Regions from separate parts of the Homo sapiens genome. Here all the other regions are linked to region 3. The links are chromatin loops, found by intact Hi-C in ENCODE. Cell type or tissue: HCT116. All regions are shown on one strand.

Region 1 (8,000 bases), 92 kb after region 3:
AGGGTAAATTCCTAGACATTGAATTGCTTGAGTAAATGCATACGTACTTTATTAGCTATTACTAAATTCCCCTCACTGGAAATGTAATACTTTATGTGCTCAGTACCAATGTATATATAGGCCAATTTTCCACAATTCGTCAGTATTTAATTTTCAAGATTTTTGACTGTGGCCATCTGATAGATTAGAAATCGTATCTCATTATAGTTTAAATAGCATTTTTCTGTTGAGTGAATTTAAGCATCTTTTCATATGATTAGCAGCCACTTTGTTTATATTTTTCTGTGAATTAACTATGTCACTTGCCCATTTTTCTGTTCGGTTTTAAATATTTTTCATCTCTCAATTTTTGGGACTGTTTACATGTTGTAGAAAATAGCGCTTTATCTCTGACATAAGTTGCTAATTGTTGCTCTTAGTTTGTCATTTGTATTGTTGCTGTAGCTATGCTGTTTTGCAATTGAACAATTACATACATGCACCATACATTTCTACTCAATGTACTGAGCTTAATTTTTTTCTTTTATTGCTTCTAAATTTGTTTTGGTTTGTAGTTTTTGTTATAACCTAGATATTATAACCTCATATCTAGGTTATAATAAAACAAACCCATGTTTTCTTTTAGTAAATGTGTGACTTCTTTTTTAAAGTATTTGTTTATTTATTTTTTATTTTTATTTTTATTTTAGACAAGGTCTTGCTCTGTTGCCCAGGCTGGAGTGCAGTGGCACAATCACAGATCACTGCAGCTTCTCCCTTCCAGGCTCAAGCAATCTTCTTGCCTCAGCCCCCCGAGTAGCTAGGACTACAGGCACACACCACCATACCTGGCTAATTTTTTAAAACAATTTTTTTTTGTAGAGACTAGAGTCTAACTATGTTGCCCAGGTTGGTCTTGAACTCCTGAGCTTAGGCAATCCTCCTGCCTCAGCTTCTCAAAATGCTGGGATTGCAGGTATGAGCCACCTTGCACTTTTAAATTATTTTATACCTTGGATTAATTTGGAATTCATTGTGGTATAGAGTGTGAGTTATGGATCCAATTTTATTTTACTTTTTTCAAATTACTGTACAGTTGTCTCATTATCATTTATTTAAAATAGCATTTTTACCCAGGTGATTTGAGATTACACTTTTATCTTTCTCTAAACTTTCCTAGCTATTTGTTGTTATTTCTGAACTTTTTTTCTGTCTTACTGTTCTGCATAATCATGTACCATTCTACATTGTTTAAAATTATAGAAGGTTTATAGTGTATTTTAATACTGGTGAGGTTAACCTATTCTTTTATCTTGCTGTTTCAGACTTTGTATTGCTACTCTTACCTATTTATTTTACATGTGAACTCTAGAATAAACTTATCTAGCCCCAGAAAGTCAAAAATTAAAAAAACTTGTATTTTCCCCATACAATTGACATATAATAAAGATAAACATAATGTTGAGTGTCCTATTCAAAAGAAGATATTTCCACAAATAATAGAACACTTTAAAAGAAACATCATTTTTCTACTTTTACCAATAAAACCAGCAAGTAAGGCAAAGTAGAACCGCTTCAGTATAAGACCTTGGATATCTTTTAATAAATAGGTAAGAACTAATTATGATGAACTCATTTGTGACTTGAACACATATGTTAATACTTAAGTCATTGCTATTAAAAAGGCTCATGTCTCTTATTTATAAATATTGCTTGGAAAACTTCTTAATAGTTAATAAATAAAATTAGACCAGTTCACATCACAAACCAAAATACATTTCTTATGTATTTAATTAAACACAAAACTTCAAACCACTAAATTTACATATAATAATGAAAAGCAAAAAAAATCAAACAATTAGATTTTTAGAACAAGACTTAAGTCACTGAATCTTGAGTGGAATACAATTTTTAGCATAATCATTAAAAAAAGAGGCAGGGGGCAATGGCTCATGACTGTAATCCCAGCACTTTGGGAGGCTGAGGTGGGCGGATCATGAGCTCAGGAGTTCCAGACCATCCTGGCCAACATGGTGAAACCCTGTCTCTACTAAAAATACAAAATTAGCCGGGCATGGTGGCACATGCCTGTAATTCCAGCTACTCGGGAGGCTGAGGCAGGAGAATCCGGGAGGCGGAGGTTGCAGTGAGCTGAAATCGTGCTACTGCACTCCAGCCTGGCGCCAGAGCAAGACTCTGTTTCAAAAAAAAAAAAAAAAAAAAAAAAAGAGGAAAAGAAAGAAAAATTGATATGGGGATCCAAAAGTGGGGAGAATGTGAGGAGGGATAATGTTGAAAATTTACCTATTAGATAAAATGTTCACTATTTGGGTTTTGGGTACATTGGAAGCTCAATCCTCCCCAGTATGCAATATACCCATGTAACAAACAAGCATATGTAGCTCCTGAATCTAAAATAAAATAAGAAAAATCTGTATGAACTAACATGAAAAGATACTCAAGCTATATTGTTGAGTTGAAAACTAAGTTGCAAAGCAATATACGATGTGATTCCACTTTATAAGTGACAAAGTATATTTATGTGTTTTTATTATGTAATATGCACACACAAACACATATGGAGAGAATTCTGGATGGATATATAAACTATTAACAATTGTTATTCTTGGAAAGTAGCAGGCATGAGAGATGAGAGACTAGAAACTCACTGTATACTTTATATGTATGTAGTTATATACTGTTCAATTTCAATTTTTGTAATAAAGATTTATTTCATGACATTTTAAAATAACTTTTTAAATTTTAAAATAAAGCAATGTAAAAATAAAAGTAAAAGATTGATAGAATAGAAATGTCAAATATTTAAAAGATTTAAAAGCATCATATCTAATATTCTATTACATGAATATTAGTCTATTACATGAATAAAAGTCTGAAATTTTTGCAGCAAATAACAAAGGGCCTTATATTCTCAATAGGTAAACAGTCTCTTGTAGTTAATGGTTTAAAAATACAGCAAGAATCTAGCAGGTATACAGAAATAATTTGTATCATTGCAAAAGAGTATTAAAAATGATGACAATAATCTTGCTAAAAATCGAAGACCCATAAATTCCAGTAAACATAAGTGCTCCCCTCCCAATCAAATTAGCAAGATCTTGTTATCCATCACTTACAATGTAAAACAATTGCTTGGCCAGGTGTGGTGGCTCACGCCTGTAATCCCAGCACTTTGGGAGGCCAAGGCGAGTGGATCACGAGGTCAGGAGATCGAGACTATCCTGACCAACATGGTGAAACCCCGTCTTTACTAAAACTACAAAAATCAGCTGGGTGTGGTGGTCCATGCCTGTAATCCCAGCTACTTGGGAGGCTGAGGCAGGAGAATTGCTTGAACCCGGGAGGTGGAGATTGCAGTGAGCCAAGATCGCGCCACTGTACTCCAGCCTGGCGACAGAGCGAGATTCTGCCTTAAAAAAGAAACAAACCAACAACAACAACAACAAAAAAAAAAAAAAAAAAGAAAAGAAAGAAAAAGAAAAAAGAACTACTCAGCTCTGGGACAGTGAGGTCAAATGGGATAGGTTGGCACAATCATTTGAAACAAATGTTACACATTATATGTTTAGATTTAAAAATGTTCATATCCTTTGATATAGTAGTTAAGCTTATAGGAATCTGCTGAAAGGAAATAGTTCAAAATGCGGCAAAAATTCTAATGAAATGTTTAGAAACAATTCAAGTGCGCCCTCTATTGGGAAATAATCTAGAAGTAAAATCTGACATCTAGTGTTCACTGCAATAACTACATAGTATTAACTGAATGTCTCATAGTCCTATCATAAGCAATGTCTTGTAACAAACAGTGTTTAAAACCTAAAGCATATTTTGCCTTGGAAACACATACACCTGTTGGTGGAAGGGAAAATTGCACATAAATTAGTAAGAGGAAAATTCAGACATTAGCTATGCGTTTTGTAATTTTTTAAGTCACTAGAGCAAGATTAAGAAGTGAACAAGTTGTCTCAAGGAAAAAATTTCCTCAAGTGGTGAACAAAATTGGGACAGTCCTGGGAACACATATGACACTAGAACTACTGAGGTGGGAGGGGGTAAGGAAAAAAGGAGACACTAGGAATGACTATCTTCCTTCTTTTATTCCATCCTTCAGGGCCAAGATCAGAAAAAGCAAAGTGTTATTAATGATTAGGTTTTATTGTTGGAGCTTGGATTGAGAACCCTGGGCTATGAGAAGCTTAGGAAATGTTAACTAGCCACACTGATGTAGAAAAAAAAATATGTATTTTATGTTTCTACTATCTTCATTTTCCCCACTGAAACAAATAATTTTAATCCAACCATTTCAGGCAAGAAGGAAGAAATAATATTTGTACTCCATGTTTTGTTACTCCATCTGCTACCTTTTACTTTCATTGTCATTTTTTCCTTGCCCCTAGTATTTATTGAGGTTAGAAAAAGGATACAAAATTTGAGGTGTATCAAGGACAGCTTAAGGAAATTTAATATATATTTATCTCATGTTCTTTCTGAAAATTCAAATCACTGAACAAAACTTAGTGACTAAAAAAATGCAAAATTAACAGAATCAAATCTTGTATTATTAAATGAGATTCTATTTTAGAGGCTGTATAAATGTTCCCCACAATTGCACTTCCCTCTCTTGCTCCCAAAGTTTGAGCAGTTGAATTTTCAGTTATTCCCCTCTATGTCTCTTCAGTGATTCTTAGGCAGACTGAATACTCATTCTTGCTAAAATATACAGATGCTTACAAAACCTAGTCAAGATTTATCCCAAACAGAGAAACACACGTCTCAGGAAGCTGAGCATGTTGCCTGTACTGACTCCCTTTATCATTATATCTAACCATAGCCACACCATAAAATACGTGCCACCATTTACCAACTTTTACCTTTAATAAAACCTATTAAACTGTCTTCAAAACTATTTACCTACATACTTGCCCCCTCTTTACCTTCACAGTTGAATTTCAAATGGATTACACATATTTTCTGTAATTGTTTTTGCATTTAGTGTTATTATGTACATCTTTTCTGTATCACCAAACCTAGTTTTCTAGTACTCCATAAAATTTCATCGAATGCTTGTACTATATTTAACCAGTGAATTACTTAAAATATTTAGGTTTTTTCACCTTTACACACAATGCTGTAATAAACATCCTTTTATACAAATCTTTGCATACTTTTATATTATACCAATATAAATTTTAAAAAGTGGGATTTTTATGTAATGGAAATATGCATTTTTTTTCCAGATTTCAGGCCTGTTTTTTATTAACGAATATTCCTTATTGCAGTACAACTTGCATACAGAAAAGTAGATATATCATAATTATATAGCTTGATAATCATATGCTCTAGGCCCTGACTCACAGGGGGCGAGGAGGAGGTGGTTAGTCATGCAGATTTGCCTATGGAAAGACTGAGCCCAGCAGGGAAGGGCCTGGCTAAGTCAGGGCTGGAGGGAACATACTTGTGTTACCAAGTGGAACACAGCTGTGTAACAAAGTGTTACAAAGTGAACACACCTTTGTAACCCACCCAAGTCAAGAATCAGAATATTACTGGAAATCCAGAAGCCATTTCATGTCCAGTTTTACTTACTATCCTTCTGAAGGGTAATTACTTCCTGACTTCTACAGATATAGATTCATTTTGCCTGGTTTTAAACTTTATAGAAACAGGATTATGCAATATGCAGTTTCTGGCTTCTTTTTGGTACATATGTTTAAAATATTTGAGAGTGAAATATGGAATGAAGATGTTTCATTCCTAATGTATTCTTGACCTCTCAGCATAATTTGACACCATTGACCATCCCTCCATTTTTAAATTTTTCTTCTTTCTCTTCCATGGGAGTCATCTCCTGGCTTTCCTCCTATCTTCTGGCTGCTCCTTCTCCTATTCCAGAGCCTTTCTTTTCCCTTGCCTTAAATAGTTGATGCATTTAAGGTTCAGTCCTAGACAACCTCAGCTAAATTCATGGCTTCTGTTATCATCTATATCAGTTATCTGTTATCTATATCTATATTTATATCTATATCTATATCTATATCTATATCTATATCTATATCTATATCTATATCTGTTATCATCTAAGTCAATACATCTATCCCAAATAAATTCTCTGAGATTTAGACTCAAATATCCAACTTGGTCCCATCACTTGCATGTTTCAAAACTCAACATCCCAAAACTGAACAAACAATTTTCCCTGCTACAAATTGCTCCAGATCTGAGATTTTTCCAGGGTTTCTGATCTCAGTGAAAACTATCACCAGCTGTGGCTTTCACAACGTAGAAGCCCAGTAGTCATCCTTGACATTTCTCTCTCAGCATACCCTACAGCCACTAAATTATTAAGTTCTGACAACTCTTCCTTTTAAATAGTTTAAGTAACTGTTCACTTTTCACCATTATCATTGCTAGCATTCAGATCCAAGCTACCACCACCTTTTGCTTAGCTTATAGCCTCCCAACTAATTTCCAAACAGATTAATGCGCTGCTTAAGGCTTTTTTTTTGGTTTTTATATTACATTGAAGAATTTCCTTGAATTAACAAATAAAACCTATGTTAATCAAGCCTCTTCCTACTTCTTTTTGTTGAGACACAGTCTGGCTCTGTTGCCCAGGCTGGAGTGCAGTGGCGCTATCTTGGCTCACTGCAACCTCTGCTTCCTGGATTCAAGTGATTCTCATGCCTCAGCCACCCAAGCAGCTGGGCTTACAGGCATGTGCCACCATGCCCAGCTAATTTTTGTATTTTTAATAGAGATGGGTTTTTGCCATGTTGGCCAGGATGTTCTCTAACTCCTGGTCTCAAGTGATCCATCTGCCTTGGCCTTCCAAAGTGCTGGAATTACAGGTGTGAGCCCCCACGCCTGGCCCCGTTTCTACTTCTTGAGTTTTTCTCTTCTCCTTGTCCTCTCCTTACTCCAGACTTTCTCTGCACATGCCTTAAAAGGGTCAGAAACAGTGTTAAAAGTTGAGCAATTATATCCAACATAGTTAGCTGGAAGATGAAAGTAAGAAAATAGTATAAGAGCAATTTGGTAGGAACAAAAATCTTTCAAATATGGGGTCTGTTTTGGAGGTGCGGGTGAAGGTAGAAAATTCAGAATGTAACGAGATAAGGGAATAATTATTTACAAACTGTTCCAAGCTGCTTAAGAGGCCAATTAGCATAATGACTAGTAGTATAGGCTTTGCAATCCAACAAACCCATGTTCTGATCATGATTTGGCCACTTAGAGCCTGCATGACTTTGGTGACTCATAACACCTCTAAGCAAGAATTCCCACAACAAAGCAATACCTTATCCCTCACCAGGATTAAGTTATATACATCTCATATTTGGTACAATTATTAGCACATAGTTAAACGTTAAATGTCAGGCAAATTATCATTAGGAAGAAAATAAGGCTATAATAATATTGCTATATATCAAGCAGGATTAACTCATGCTTAAGCGATGCTAAACATAATTAGCGTCCTTAGGGCATATTCTCCTAAGAGGTTTATGGACTCTGGTTACTTGGTGCTTTCCCCTCTGGATCCAAGGCTAGATAAGTTTCCAGGTAACTGTGGGCTCAGGATGAACTAAGCATATATTTACTCTTACTGAGTCCTATTTTTTTAATTAAAATGTGTTTTACTTCAGCCAGTTTGCTTCCTTTTCTCAGAATGAATGCCTGAAAGTTGGATTTTCCCTTATCTTTGTAGTCAGAATTTTGTGACCTCCTTGGGGATAAGAAACCAATATTTTCTATATAGCTAAGTCAACATTATCAAGACAAGGCAAATCTAACTATTGTGTTAGTGCCTGCTTTTATTATAAATAGAGAACAGAGCTGGTGATGCTTATCTCTTTCTTTACTGACCTTGAAAGGTATACATACACAAGCAATCAGAACCCAAATTAAGAAATAATGACAAGAATAAGAGAAAACTAAAATTAATATTTTAATTATGTAAGCATTTTAATTTTCATTATAAAAAAGGATACATGATTTAGTGA
Region 2 (8,000 bases), 230 kb before region 3:
ATACTTTGGTCATGTATTTTTCTTCTTAGTGAGTTTCAGAATAAAAAATAAATAAATGAAAAGAACGGTCACAAATTCAAGATTATAGGCTGAATTTGAATTCTATGTTTTACTCTCTCACACATACACTTGAGAGCATTGATGTTTTCTCATATGAACAGTAAGAAGACATAGAATTTGTGTTAATAACACTTGCAACTTTGTCCTCAATAATGAATCTCTTAGTTTGGGTTACCCCAGACACACACCTCTACACAAGGGTTCAAGTGGAAGTAGTTTATTTGGGAAGCAGAGAGTACAGTTGTTGCAGGGTGGGAGATGTGGAGAATAAGCCAGAGAAGTAAGTAACAGGTGTGATTTTAAGATATCTCCCTTTGTGGATCTTATTGCCCAATAAAAAGTGCTTCAACATGGTCCAAAGTATGAACCTGGAAAAACCCTAATAACAGGATAACAAGTGCATTATTCTGAAGACTAATGTGATGTCAGCCTGACGTTGAGAAATCCTCAAAATTAGTACTGGAGAAATGGAATCCAATATAATGAGACATTATAAATTCAAAAATGCTATAAATCACTGTTTAATATAAACTATAAATTTGCATTACCTATAGGTCTGCAAAATATATGTGACAAATTCCACTTAAAAGAAGTAACACTAATTAATATTTTTCTGGTAACAGAAGAAATCAGCTAGAGACCAATTTAATAAGCTCGTCACCGACTTGCCAAATGTACAAGAAGAGATCGTTAATATACACAACGCCCTCAGGAGAAGAGTAGTTCCACCAGCCAGCAACATGCTGAAGATGGTAAGATCAAAAAATAGCAACAACCATGATTGCAATAATAGTAATGGTGTTTACTGAGTTTTATTAAGTTCTATGCACTTTCAAAGTGCTAAAAGTTTTATCTTCACAACAAATCTTTTACATAGCAGAAGAAACAGAGGTCCAGAGAAGGTAAGTAACTTTCTGATGATTATATGGTTAGTCAATGACAGAGCTCAGCCAGTCTAGCTTCATTCCTCCACACCCTAAGACAGTGCTTCTCAACCTTTAATGTACTCAAGAATCACCTGAAGAACTTAGTAAAGCACACTTTCCTGGGTCTCACTCTCTGATATCCTGATTCATGAGGTCTGACCTGGAGACCACCACAAGCTCCCAGCTGATGCTGATGCTGCCAGTACACACGACAAATATTGATTAACAAGTTATCCATGCATTTCATAGCTGTCTTCATTGGGCAGTAGTCCAGAGGCTAAGACACTCTTCCTAGAATTAAAATATCCAGATATCTAGTTAGTTGATGTGGCCAGGTAAATAAATATTGGCAAATTTATCCCCCAGTTTCATTGCATCCCATAAATAGGAAGAGAAATTATTTCATTATAAACCTGCTATGCTCTGCTACAAGACAAATTTAGGGAAGTCTCAGGTGTTTAGGTGATTACCCTCACATTTGTTATCCAGCAGTATCACTCAGTTTCATGAGCACCCTCAGCCTGCTTCCTTGAACCCTGGACCGGCCTGTAGCAACAAGGGTTAGAAATAGTGCAGGCTCTGGAGGGTGATTCTAAGGAGCACCTTTCTCTTGCAAATGATGAAGAGGATGAAACAAGGAAATACATAAATGATTTTGAGATTTATCTCTTAATCACTTTAAAATCCAAAGGGGTATTTGAACTAAAAATAAAAATCAATAGCTTTCATAGGCATTCCTGCATGGTGTTGTAGCCAACATACATGTGTTTATTATTTACAGGCATTTTTCTAATACCTTGTTACATTAACTCACTTCCTTCTCCCAATAAAATTGTCTTCATTTTACATATTATGACACTGAACCTAAGAAAAATTGAGTAGCTTATTCAAAATCTTAAGGACTGGGGCCCAGATTAAAATGCAAGTGGGCCAGATCTGAGGAGCTGGAGAAGTAGAGTCCAAATTCCTTGGTTGCCAGATGAGCAAATAAGTTTACCTAGGAGGTACAAACAGAGTTAAAGAAAAGTAAAAAATATAGCCTCCGATTTCAGATTGGAGATGAAAGGCAAATACAGAAAAAACACTGGAAAAATACAAGAATACATATATTCAAGTACTAACACAAAAAGATATGAAATATCAAGAAGACGATAAAAGTAAGTGTACCAGTAAAACTGAGAAATATTTCAAAGGAAATACGAGAGTTCAGCTGCTCCACAAACAATGCATAGGACATGTATAGGATTAGAAGTAGCAACAGCAAATTTAAGGAACAATAGGACTGAAGAGTTAACCACAATTACCAGGCAGAGATTTTCTTTAAAAAAAAAAGTTTCTGAACACAATATTAGAACCTAAGTAGAGTCACTTGTTAAAGCTGGAATTCAGAGCTTTGGTACGATCATAAATACAAACTTTAATTTTAATTTTGAATATGTCTCAAAAAAGGAGTATCTCACCAACATTAATCAGAGGTAATGTCCTATACATCATCTTCAAAGTGCAAACATCCTGCTATATTTTAACCAGATAAGTTCCAGTTCCGGTAAGTTTTCTTTTTTTATTTTATTTTATTATTATTATACTTTAAGTTTTAGGGTACATGTGCACAATGTGCAGGTTAGTTACATATGTATACATGTGCCATGCTGGTGTGCTGCACCCATTAACTCGTCATTTAGCATTAGGTATATCTTCTAATGCTATCCCTCCCCCTCCCCCCACCCCACAACTGTCCCCAGAGTGTGATGTTCCCCTTCCTGTGTCCATGTGTTCTCATTGTTCAATTCCCACCTATGAGTGAGAATATGCGGTGTTTGGTTTTTTGTTCTTAGTAGTGAATGCCATGGTATTCCCCCAGCCCAGAGAGGCTATACACTGGTAGATGTGTTGTGTCCTCTCTGCTTATCAGTTAGACATAGCCATGACTAAAATATTTTTTTTTGTTTGAAACTATCAAAACCTACAAAACCATGGTTTTACCCAGTGCTAGGCTAATAAGTTATTTAATTCATCTCACGGTTTAGTAAATTCATCAACCCCAAGGGTAATTCTAAACATTGACCACAAGATGGCAGCAAATACATATTATAATTAAACTACATGCTCAGGACGACACTGAAAATGAGTGTCCTCCAAACAGTCTAAACAGTAGCTGAATGATTTACATAAAAACTTATAGTAAAAACAAACTCTATGACTTCTGTTGGCAATCTGTTATATGCACATATAAGGGTATTCTTTTAAATGGATGTATATGCTGCTGAACACCAGGGGTTCAGCCAAGGTCTAGTTGCTTGCAGCACAAAAATGAGTATTGCCCATTGCCTGGGAAGAAAGGCTTTCATGAGGGTGATGTCAGCCTGACTGTCAAATCCCTCCCTCTCCCTAACCAACCAAAGTTAAAAGTTTATATAGGAGGGACAGAAAACAAGAGGGACAAGGAAGAGGATTTGGTCAACAGGCAGCAGCTGTGTCTCCTTGACCAGGTGTGGTGATCAGGAAAGCCTCAGTTCCCTGCTACCACCTGCGGGGCCCGATGGTGGGTTTCCTGACAAAGGAACTCAGATAAGACAAATGTTCATAGGCTCAGTTCTTTGTAAAAATTGGGCAGTTTCATATACACCACAATGATAGGAGACTGTTAGGGAGATCATTTATCACAGAGTGTCATACTTACAGATGCAGAATTTCTCCCTTTCTGCATTGGGAGAACAGCTGTTACTTAGTCATACCTGACCAAATGCTTCAACTCAGCACAGTTGATGCACACTGAGAGTCAAGAACACATACTCTGAAGCCATCCTAAGTGGATTCAAATTCTTATTTTGTCAGTTATTTATAGTGTGACCCCGAAAAGTTACTTAACATCTCTGTGCCTTATTTCCCTTATTTACAAATGGATATAATATTTTTTTTTTGTAGAGTTGCCATGAGGTTAAAGTGAGAGAAGATACACACAGAATTGGTGACAGATTCTGGCATGTGGTGTTAGCTTTTATTTTTGTTATTCATAATTTTAGATGGAAATATGACTCTATACTTGCTTCTAATCACAGCCAGCATTTATTCAATACAGAAGATTTGTCACATCTCAGTTGTATTCCTTGGAATATCACATTTGAACAAACCTTTGGGCATAAATTACAGGTAACAGTTTCCAGATGGATAAACTGAGATTCAAAGAGATAAAATAACATGTCTGAGTTTAAACTACAAATAAATTACTAAGTAACTCTGGTCTGTTTCCCTGGAAGCATTTACTTAAATTCTCTACTACATCTGAGAGAGAATCTATCTCTGAATGTAATTACCAAGTTTTGAATTTGTGAATTCAAGGGCCAACATAATAAATTGAAATTGTTGTCTTTCTCTTTCTACTAGAACGTTTAATAGTAATCTCATTATTTAAATTTCTAGTTGATACAATTGAAGATATTATATCTCGTGGATTATTAAAAACAATAAATTAGAATCTTATGAAAATATTAATTGGAACATGTGCTTTTTTTTTCTTTCCACTACAGAGTTGGAGTGAAGAGGCTGCACAAAATGCCAGAATTTTTTCAAAGTATTGTGATATGACAGAGAGCAACCCCCTTGAGAGGAGACTTCCAAGTAAGTGTGTATCTATATGACCCGCCTTTGGACTAAAAAAAAAAAAAATAGTAAAACAGGGATTGTTATGTACCCTGATGAAAGTAAATTAAGTCATCTAGATTTCCTCATTTGCACTGGGTCATACAAGGCAGTGAATTGTGGACTATTACACTGTTTTAACTCATTAATTTTTAAGGTTTATATCTTTAAGTTTTCAGATTCCAAGTTCTGGAGTTTTCAGATTCCAAGTTCTGACCATCAGGAGAAATGAATAAAAAATCTCAGTATTGCAGAAGAGTGGAGTGAGCAGCTAGAAACCTAGGTCTCCATTCTGTGGAGTTACTATAGCTACTGAACAATAGCACCATGGGGATCTGCTTAGCTTTGGAACGATAATGCAGTTGAGAAATAAGTTATATGCAGCCCTGCTCAGCTGCCCATAAGACAATTTTAGGTGCTCAAAAATGAGCCCATCTTAAAGCATATAAATTAGGTAACTTACTGCTAGTTTCCAGGAAATAATAAAAAAAAACATTATTGCTTCTGTGTTACGCTGTTTTTGTGTTGCTGTAAAGAAATACCTGAGCCTTGGTAATTTATTAAGAAGAGATTTCATTAGCTTATGACTCTGCGGGCTGTACAGGAAGCATGGCACCCACATCTACTTGGCTTTTGGTGAGACCTTAGGAAGCTTACAATCATGGCAGAAGGTGAAGGGGGAGCAAGTGTCTCACATGGTGAGAGAGGGAGCAAGAGAGAGAGAGTTGGGGGGTGCCACATACTTTTAAACAACCAGATCTCATGAGAACTCACTCACCATTATGAAGACAGCACCAAGTTCTTTGAGGAATCCACTACCGTGAGGTAAACGTCTCCGGTCAGGCCCCACCTTCAACACGGGGATTACATCTCAACATGAGATTTGGAGGGGACATCCAAACTATATCACCTTCACTCAGGAATAAACATTATATTTTAACATGAGAATCTTTTTTTAATTAACATGTTTTAAAAATGCTGATTCACATTTATATCTACAGATTATTTGGAATCTTAGTCCAATGCTTTTTAGCAGTGAATTAGCAAAGTGGTTCCTGCCTGCCTTAAGAAAAGACAGATACTCCTGAATACCATGTTCAACCAAAAGCCCACACCATACATGAATGGCTAAATAAACAAATGTTTATTCAACATCTTTGTATTATGAACACCTGTGTGTAGCTTCCTTTAAGCCATAGACCCTGTTAGCACTCTTATGCTTCTCTGATTTGGTTTCACCTATCTAAAGCAGCTTGGAAGCAGCAGAGACTGAAATGTTGATGATTTGATTTCAAAACTTGTTCATCACCTACTATCAACGTTTCACCAAACTTGAGTACCACATGCTCATTCATCAATGAGAAAGATTTTCAGTGGGGATACAACTTATTTTACTCCCTCTCAGAAGATGTTGTCAAGATGATCAGTGAACCATTCATAAAATAAAAATGAGGAAAGTCTCCTTGTATACTATTTCCCATTTGTTCAGAGTATGACCCAGCCCGTTTTCTCATTTCAGATACCTTTTGTGGAGAAAATATGCATATGACATCTTATCCTGTATCATGGTCAAGTGTAATTGGAGTCTGGTACAGTGAGTCTACAAGTTTCAAACATGGAGAATGGACAACAACGGATGATGACATAACTACTGACCACTACACTCAGGTAACCTGTGTGCTGGCAAACACACACATTGTTTAAGAGATAAGCATGTGTGTGGAAACGTAACTAAGAAACAACTGAAAATCATTCTACCTTCTTATGGCAATCTTTACTCAATTTACTGAGTTCCTCTTATAATTTGAAATAGAAGGAAGTGTTCTGTTCAAAATACGACTTAGAGAAGATGCTTAACCTCTTAGTATCCTTCTTTACTCACTAGATTTTTCAGGAACTCACAAAATCATAAGACATCAATCTCATTTGATATTGGTAGTATTTGTAAAAGTGAAAATAATGGTACCTTACAATACAGAGAAACCCCTGATTTCTAACTTTAGTTTTATTGTGGTAAGATATACATTTAAAAAATTACCATTTTAACTATTTTAAATGGTTTCATGTTCAGCATTAATGTGGCATGAATGTTCAGTGGCAATAAGTCCACTCAAATCGTTGTGCAACGCCATCGCCAGAATATTTTCATTTTCCCAAACCGAAACTCTGTACTCATTAAACAATACCTTCCATTCCTCTCCCTACTTCCCCAGACCTCTGGCAACTACCACTCTACTTTCTGTCTCTGTGAATTTCACTACTCAAAGTACCTCATAAATTTGGAAACATACAATATTTGTCCTTTTGTGTCTGCTTTATTTCACTCAGCATGATATATTAAATCCATGTTCATCCATGTTGTAGCATGTGTCAGAATTGTATTCTTTTTTTTAAGGCTAAATGCTATTTCATTGCATGTGTATATCACCTTTTGCTTGTCTGTTCTGATGGGCATTTGAGTTGTTTCCATTTTTTTTTTTGGCTATTGTGAATAATACTGCTTTAAATATTGGTGTGAAAATATCTGTTTGAGTGCTTGCTTTCAATTGTTTTGGGCATATGCCAAGGAGAGGAATTACTGGATCATATGTGAATACTGTGTTTATTATTTGAAAAACTGGAGTACTATTATATTTTCTGTTGCAGCTGCACCATTTTACGTTCCCACCAGCAATTTACAAAATTTGCAATTTCTTCACATCTTTGCTCTATTAATCTGCTTAGGATGCCATAACAAAATACCACAGCTGGGTGGATTAAACAACAGAACTTTATTTTCCCACATTTTGTATCCTAGAAGTCTATGATCTTAATAGAGCATAGTTTCTAGTGAAAGCTTTCTGCCTGACACCTTCTCACAATGTCCTAACATGGCTTCTCCCCAGTGCAAAAGAGGAGCCAGAGAGAGTCAAGGATAGAGACAGAGACAAGAGAGACCATAAGAGCAAGCTGTCTAGCATCTGTTCATGTAAGGACACAAATCCTACTGGAACAGGGCCCAAGTCGTATGACTTTATTTAATCTTAATTATTTCCTTAGAAACTCTATTTTCAGATACAGCTACACTGGATGGAAGTTAGAGGTACAGAATACGAATTTTGGGGGAAGAATTCAGCTCATAACATTGTACCATTGCCCCTCCCCAACAAATTTATTTTTTCCTCACATGCAAAATAGATTCGTTCCATCCCAAGAGCCCTCAAATTCTTAATTTATTCCAGTATCAACTCTAAAGTCTAAGGCCCAAAGTCTTACCTAAATATTATCTAAATGCATGAGATTCAAGATGTGATTCATCCAGAGGTAAAATTTCTCGCCAGGAGTGAACCTATGAAACAAAAAATGTTATATGCTTCCATAGTACAACAGAAAGAC
Region 3 (8,000 bases):
GTAAAGATACCCGAAAATGTGAAAGCAACTTTGGAAATGGGTAACAAGCAGAGGTTGAAACAGTTTGGAGGGCTCAGAGGAAGACACGAAGGTGTGGGAAAGTTTGGAAGTTCCTTGAGACTTGTTAAATGGCTTAGACCAAAATGGTGATAGTGAGATGGGGAACTTGTTGGAAACTGGAGTAAAGGTCACTCTTGCTATACAAAGAGGCTGGCATAGTTTTGCCCCTCCCCTGAAGATCTGCAGAACTTTGAACTTGAGAGAGATGATTTAGGGTATCTAGTGGAAGAAATTTCTTAGCAGCAAAGCATTCGAGAGGTGACAGAGCATAAAAGTTTAGAAAATTTTCGGCCTGATGATGCAGTAGAAAACAAAAACCCATTTCTTGGGGAGAAATTTAAGACAGCTGCAGAAATTTACATAAGTAACCAGGAGCCAAATGTTCCCTCATCACCAAGACAATGTGGAAAATGTCACCAGGGCATGTCAGAGACCCTCATGGCCATCCCTCCCATTACAGGCCAGGAGGCCTAAGAGGGAAAAATGGCTTCATGGGCCAGGCCCAGGGCTTCCCTGCTCTATGCAACCTCACGACATGGTGCTCTGTATCCCAGCTGCTTCAGCTCCAGTCATGGCTAAAAGGGGTCAATGTACAGCTCCGGCTGTTTCTTCAGCGGGTGCAAGCCCCAAGTCCTGGCAGTTTACATGTGGTATTGGGACTGTGGGAGCACAGAAGTCAAGAATTGAAGTTTGGGAACTTCTGCCTACATTTCACAGGATGTATGGAAGTGCCTGGATATCCAGATAGAAACTTGCTGCAGGGGAAGAGCTGTCATGGAGAACCTCTGCTAGGGCAGTGCAGAAGGGAAATGTGGGGTGCAAGCCCAAACACAGAGTCACTACTAAAGCACTGTGTAGTGGAGCTGAGAAGAGGGCCACCATCCTCCAGACCCCAGAATGGTAGATCCACTGACAGCTTGCACCGTGCCCCTGGAAAAGCCACAGACACTCAACTCTAGCTGTGAAAGTAGCCTGGAAAGGGGGCTGTACCCTGAAAAGCCACAGAGGCAGAGCTGCCCAAGGCCATGGGAGCCCACCTCTTGCATCAGTGTGACCTGGATGTGAGACATGGAAGCAAAGGAGTTCATTTTGGAAATTTAAGATTTAAGGACTGCCCATTGGATTTCAGGCTTGCATGGGGCCTGTAGCCACTTTGTTTTTGCCAATTTCTCCCATTTGGAATGGGAGTATTTACCCAATGCCTATAACCCCACTGTGTCTAGGAAGTAACTAATTTGTATTTCATTTTACAGACTCACAGGTGGAAGGGACTTGCCTTGTCTCAGATGAAACTGTGGACTTTTGAGTTAATTCTGTAATGAGTTAAGACTTTGGGGGACGGTTGGGAAGGCATGATTGGTTTTGAAATGCAAGAACATGAGATTTTGGAGGGGCTGGAGCGAAATGAGATGGTTTGTCTGTGTTCCCACTCAAATCTCATCTTGAATTGTAGTTCTCATAATTCCCATGTGTTGTGGGAGGGAACCAGTGGGAGGTAATTGAAACACGGGGGCCACTCTTTCCTGCGCTGTTCCCATGATAGTGAATACGTCTCTTGAGAGCTGATGGTTTTATAAAGGGGAGTTGTCCTACACAAGCTCTCTTGCCTGCCGCCATGTAAGACATGACTTTGCTCCTCCTTTGCCTTTCACCATGATTGTGAGGCCTCCCCAGCCTTGTGGAACTGTGAGTCAATTAAACCTTTTTCCTCTACAGACTACCCAGTCCTGGGTATGTCTTTATTAGAACTGGGAGAACAGAGTAACACATTAGGGCTTGCAAGATATCCTATTGCAAGATATAAAGGTAGAATAGAACAAAATTAACAACATAAATTAAACTCTACTAATGAATGAGATGACGTTGAGGATGCTGCTGCTGCTGATGGTGGTGGTGATGGTGATGATGATGGTGAAATTGTATCCTGTCAGGTTCTGGTTACCAACCTCAAATCCAAATTTATTTTTAGCAGAAAAGTAGAACAAATTTTAAATTATAATAAAACCACTGATTATAATGATGCTTAATTTGTCATAGGCACTGTGTGAACTTATCGTGTATTTATTTTCTAATCCTCAAAACTACCCTTGGAATACACATGTTAAGAAGAAATACCTATGGTAAAGTTGAGGTTTAAAAAGATTAAGCAATTTGCCCAAGGTCAAATGTTTGGTAAATGAAAGAGCTTAGTCAGATTCCAACCCAGATTGTCTGCCTCCAAAACCTGTGTTTTAACCACTACATTCTATAGGCAGCATTGTTTATCAGGTAGGAATTTAGGCCACATTTGTCTACATGGATTGATTGTCTCCAACAGATTTGCCAAAATATTTCTTGGTCTTCACTAACATCAGTCAACTTTTAAAGGGTGAGAATGTATTCTTTGTGGGAAAATGAGTTCACTCAGTGAAAACATCAGGTGAGTGATCTTATATCCCTGTATTCTAAACAAAAATTGTAGAATTCAAAGCAATTGCTGATGTTTTCCAAGATAAGGCACTGTGAGCTTAAAATATATAAAGATATATACAGACAAACACATATTTACACATAGAGATAAAATTGATTTTTACACAGCTGATAATATGGGGGGTTTTATGCATGTCATCAACTAATAGCAAAGAAACAGGTTTGGCTATTTGAAAACGGCTAAATATTGTGGTCTCCCTGAAGATTGATCCTACATGTGATAGTCCTTAATATACACGAATATCAAAACATAAAAGTGTGTTAGATGTTAGATGTACACCACAGTTTACATGTTTATTCTGGATATATTTCACATGCACTCTGTACCAGATACTGGAGACATGAGGAGGTAAATAAAACACATGCCCTCATGGAGCCTTATGAAGTATTAGTCCCATTTTACAGATGAGGAAATCACTGGTTATCCAAAGACACACAGCTAGTAAACAATTAGAATGGAATATAAACTACTAGCTAGCATAGAGCTAATACAGTGTCTTTGATCAGTGTGATGCCTCTCTAAATGTGAAAGATGCCAGGCACAGTGGCTCATGCCTGTAATCCCAGCACTTTGGGAGGCCGAGGCTGGTGGATCACCTGAGGTCAGGAGTTCGAGACCAACCTGGCCAACATGGTGAAACCCTGTCTGTACTGAAAATACAAAATTAACCAGGTGTGGTGGCACACGCCTGTAGTCCCAGCTACTCGGGAGGCTGAGACAGGAGAATCACTTGAACCCAGGAGGCAGAGGCTGCAGTGAGCCGAGATTGCGCCACTGCACTCCAGCCTAGGCAAGACAGAGTGAGACTCCATCTCAAAATAAATTAATTAATTAATAAAAATAATAAGTAATAAATAAATGTGAAAGACACAACTTATCACAGCCAGGAGGATGGGAACGCTAAGAACAGTGTAGGATTCTAATGCCTTGAGATTTCTTCGCTTTTATACTTTTCACTATTCTCTTTTATTTTCTGTTAACAACTTTCAGGAAAATGCTTGAAATAAAAACACTGAGTTGCTATGATCTCAGGGGGCAGCAAGGAATGGGAGAAGGGAGCAAGGAAAATGTAGGCACCTGGTTCCCTCCCCGCTGCTATCTTGGCCCAAAACAGAGTGCAAAATTTGCTGTGCTGCTGGGCAGAAATTTTTAAGTAAATCAAGCCAGCATTTTCTGTTTTGGTCTAAAATGTTTAAAGAAAATTAAAGTTTTACACCGCTTACTATGAATCCTTAAAAGCATAGTTGATTTAGATGAGGGTTTCTCCACAGCAGCACCCTTAACACTTTGAGCCCAATACTTCCTTGTGGGAAGCTGTCCTATTCACCACAGCAAGTTTGGCAGCATCCCTAGTCTGTACCCTCAGGACATCAGCGGCACCACTCTACTTCCTCAAGTTGCAACAACCACAAATGTCTCCAGACATTGTCAAATGTAGTCTGGGGGTTAATATTACCTCTTGTTGAGAATCACTGATTTAGACAAGACTTGACAATCCTTAAAACCTGTTGGAAGATTTCTCCAAAGTGCGAACCCCTAAAGAAATTCCTTTTCTTCTATAAAATGGACACTGTATTCCTTTAGTGGCAGAGCCTTGCACCACACAACTATAGTTGTGGCCCTCTCCCTGGTCCCCACCCACAAACTCTTAAAGCAGGATAAATGATAATGCAATAATCCTAGTTGTTTATAAACCTTTTTATTCGTATATTTCACACGGAATCATTATCTGTCAAGAGCCTCCACAACTTTTAAGCTCTCATTAATTTAAATAATAAATGAGGTTCTTAAGCCCCCTTGTGGCGAAAAGCAGTAACAAGAATTACATCAGAAGAGGGAAAAACAGTGAAGCACAGTTAATATATGAAATTTCTTTACCCCAATATAAAATGTCTCAATGGCCGGGCGCGGTGGCTCACGCCTGTAGTCCCAGCACTTTGGGAGGCCGAGGCGGGCGGATCACGAGGTCAGGAGATCGAGACCATCCTGGCTAACACGGTGAAAACCCCGTCTCTACTAAAAATACAAAAAAAATTAGCCAGGCGTAGTGGCGGACGCCTGTAGTCCCAGCTACTCGGGAGGCTGAGGCAGGAGAATGGCGTGAACCCGGGAGGCGGAGCTTGCAGTGAGCCGAGATAGCGCCACTGCAGTCCGGCCTGGGCGACAGAGCGAGACTCCGTCTCAAAACAAAACAAAAAAAAAAAAAGTCTGGTTTTCCATCAAAGGGGAAGGGGGGTGAAATCTGCAGAATAATTGTTCCACTAACAGAAATTATGAAATTAGATAAAACAATTTCTTGAATTAGTTGGTGTATTAGTTCGTTTTCACACTGCTGGTAAAAACATACCCGAGACTGGCAATTTACGAACGAAAGAAGTTTATTTGACTTACAGTTCCACATGGCTGGGGAGGCCTCACAGTCATGGTGGAAGGCAAGGAGGAGCAAGTCACCTCTTGGGTGTCATGGTGTGTCAGGAGGCAAAGAGAGAGCTTGTGCAGAGAAACTCCTGTTTTTAAAACCATCAGATTGCCAGGCGCGGTGGCTTACGCCTGTAATCCAGCACTTTAGGAAGCCAAGGAGGGTGGATCACAAGGTCAGGAGTTCGAGACCAGCCTGACCAACATGGTGAAACCCTGTCCCCACTAAAAGTACCAAGTCCGGCATGGTGGCCCATACCTGTAACCCCAGCTACTTGGGAGGCTGAGACAGGAGAATCACTTGAGCCCGGGAGGTGGAGCTTGCAGTGAGCCAAGATCGCACCACTGCACTCCAGCCTGAGGGACAAGAATGAGACTCTGTCTAAAAAAAAAAAAAAAAAACCATCAGATCTTGTGACACCCACTCACTGTCAGAGAACAGCACGGGAAGGACCTGCCTCCATTATTCAGTCATCTCCTACCAGGTCCCTCCCACAACACATGGGAATTATGGGAGCTACAAGATGAGATTTGGGTGGAGACGCAGAGCCAAACCATATCATTTGGTAACTGCACAGTTTAAAACCAATAAATTACAGGCAGAACCAGAGTGCTCTAAGAAAAAAAAAAAAAGAATGTTAGGAAAAACTTTGTGTAATTAAAAAAAATGAACAAAATGAAAAAAACTGAGTCCTTATTTTTATTCTAGTTTGTGACTATAAACAAGTAACCTAACTTCTCTGTGTCTCAGTGTCCTGACCTAAATGCAAAATAAAATAAATTGTAGAGCTAAGACACTTTAGACATCATGTAATCCAAGTATTCCTTAAAAGATAACTGAGTCCCATAAAGGTTTACTAAAACCATACTAAGAATCATGCATATCCCCTAAGTTCCTGTCCAATTTATTCTATGATCTAGATCAAATTTTTACATACAAAAATTAAATGGTGGGTGACAAATCAATGTGTAAAGAAAAATGAATATATGTGATTATCTCTACTTCAAAAAGCAAAAAGGGAAACAGGTTGATATTAATTGACAAATGCCCATCAGCGAGTCAGGTAAAATCTCAGTTCTAGGGTACCCTGGGTAGGTATGGGATGGGAATCAACACCTTAAGGATCAACACCTGAGGGAAAGAATTTGGGCAGAGAAGGAGAAGGCCTCAGCTGACCCTTCAGGAGGCTCTGAAGCTAGGATTATCCAGTTTTAGGTGGTCCTTTTCTGAGACAAGCGGTTGCTCATGTGAATCAGTTATTGTGTCCAGACTACCCGAAGGAAGAGCTATGATCTTGAGCAAAAGAAGAGCATTTTCCAGAGAGAATTGAGAGCTTAGGGTTTCATCTGGCGGCACTCCTGACCGCCAGGGAAAATGAGAGGAATAAGTCTTTTGATCTGAAGGGGGCATCTGGGCAGCGCATCTCAGCATCCACTGCAGTAGACAAGCCTGAGTAGTGTACCACAGTCTCTTACCCTCAACACACTAGCCCCTGAGCCTGATGGCAGAACAGAAGTAGAGAGGAGCCAAGAAGCAGTAACGTCTCTGTGTGCCTCGGAAGCCAGAGCTCTGCTTCGGTTATTTTATACCCCTACAGTGCTCAATGAATGGAGAAATCAGGAAAGTCAGGTTGGAGTTCAAATCCTGACTTCATCCTTTGGGCAAATTAATGGACTTTTAATGTTGGTTTCTTCTGGGACATATTTTCCAGGCACATCCTCCCTCATACCTATTTCCACTTAAACCTCTGGCCACAATGGTGATGTTTAATTTAAAAGAGACTATGGGGCCGGGCATGGTGGGTCACACCTGTAATCCCAGCAATTTGGGAGGCCGAGGTGGGCAGATCACCTGAGGTCAGGAGTTTGAGACCAGCCTGGCCAACATGGTGAAATCTCATCTCTACAAAAATACAAAGATTATCTGGGCATGGTGGCATGCGCCCGTAATCCCAGCTACTTGGGAGGCTGAGGCAGGAGAATTGCTTGAACTTGGGAGGCGGAGGTTGCAGTGAGCCGAGTTCATGCCACTGCACTCCATCCTGGGAGACAGAGTCTCGCTCTGTCTCCCCCCCCAAAAAAAGAGAGAGAGAGAAACTATGGTGCCCCATTCAGGTTTGTCCACTGTAGTGGATGCTGTTATGTGTACTGCCCAGATCCTTCCTTCAGATCGAAGGACTATTTCCAATGCAAAAATGTCAATCTCATATATGGTTTATCCATATATATGTCTTACCAACTTAACTGTCAGTTTCTTGAAGGAAGAGCTCATGTTTTCACTATCTTGCATTTGATCATATGTTTTATTGGCATAATACTTTACCGTATGCAAATCCTCCTACACAGGTGATCCCACTTGGATTATTCTGTGAAATAGGGCCTTTACAATGTTGCAGATGAAAACACTGAAGCTCATAGAGAGTAAGTGACTTGCCCAGGGTCACACAGTCATGTGATTGAACTCAGGTACCTGAGCCCATATCCCCAGACACCAAGTTGAATATTTGTTACTCAAGAGGATACAGCCTTTATGTTTATTAATGCTTCATGGTTCATAAAGTGCTAACAAAGAAATTATCCCATTTGACCCAAATAATGATCTGGTAAGATTTTCGTGGCTGGTGCTATTATACATATTTGATAAATGGAGACTCATCCATCAAAGAAACGTACTACTTCTTCTCTGATATGCAAGCTATTATGCCAAGTTAAAGAGAGCCAGGTATGAATGGTTCCAAACCCCTTCAATCAAGAAGTTCACAATCTAGTGCAGGAGATGGACACCTTATTGACTATTACAGTGTGACAAATGCTAAATAAATGCTATTATAGCATGACAATGATAAAGCTAAAGTATATACACAAAGCTATGTAAATGAAAACAGAAAATAATTCTGTTTCCTGAGAGTATTGGGAAAGTCTTCAAGAAGGGGTGATGCTTGCTCTGTGCTTTGTAAGTCTGTCCTCAGGTGGAAAACAATGTAGAATTTCTCAGGGACAGGATGAAAGACACACTGTTGTAATAGTGCATAGTCTTCCCAATAAAAAGCTC

Evidence for each region. Peaks named below come from ENCODE experiments on the same cell type or tissue, not always from the same donor. Only the 100,000 strongest peaks of a DNase experiment are listed, where the experiment ranks them.
Region 1: it touches region 3 in a loop (3-fold over the local background); 11 of 110 quality-filtered maps call a loop at or near these places.
Region 2: it touches region 3 in a loop (13-fold over the local background); 68 of 110 quality-filtered maps call a loop at or near these places.

Annotation. Positions count from the first base shown.
Region 1 is chr6:49,528,011-49,536,010 of GRCh38, reverse strand. GLYATL3 (glycine-N-acyltransferase like 3) reads right to left here. Exons shown (of 6, transcript NM_001010904.2): 6 at 7,933-8,000. Among named protein-coding and RNA genes, the nearest start is that of C6orf141, 19 kb to the left of the region's middle. In HCT116, a CTCF peak has its summit at 3,728 (motif pointing left); a DNase peak (open chromatin) is centred at 3,750; H3K4me3 peaks cover 740 bases.
Region 2 is chr6:49,844,813-49,852,812 of GRCh38, reverse strand. CRISP1 (cysteine rich secretory protein 1) reads left to right here. Exons shown (of 8, transcript NM_001131.3): 3 at 684-812; 4 at 4,514-4,604; 5 at 6,145-6,293. Among named protein-coding and RNA genes, the nearest start is that of CRISP1, 18 kb to the left of the region's middle. In HCT116, a CTCF peak has its summit at 3,049 (motif pointing right); a DNase peak (open chromatin) is centred at 3,092.
Region 3 is chr6:49,619,567-49,627,566 of GRCh38, reverse strand. All of the region lies in intron 1 of RHAG (Rh associated glycoprotein), which reads left to right. Among named protein-coding and RNA genes, the nearest start is that of RHAG, 13 kb to the left of the region's middle. In HCT116, a CTCF peak has its summit at 4,320 (motif pointing left); a DNase peak (open chromatin) is centred at 4,356; H3K4me3 peaks cover 988 bases; H3K27ac peaks cover 507 bases.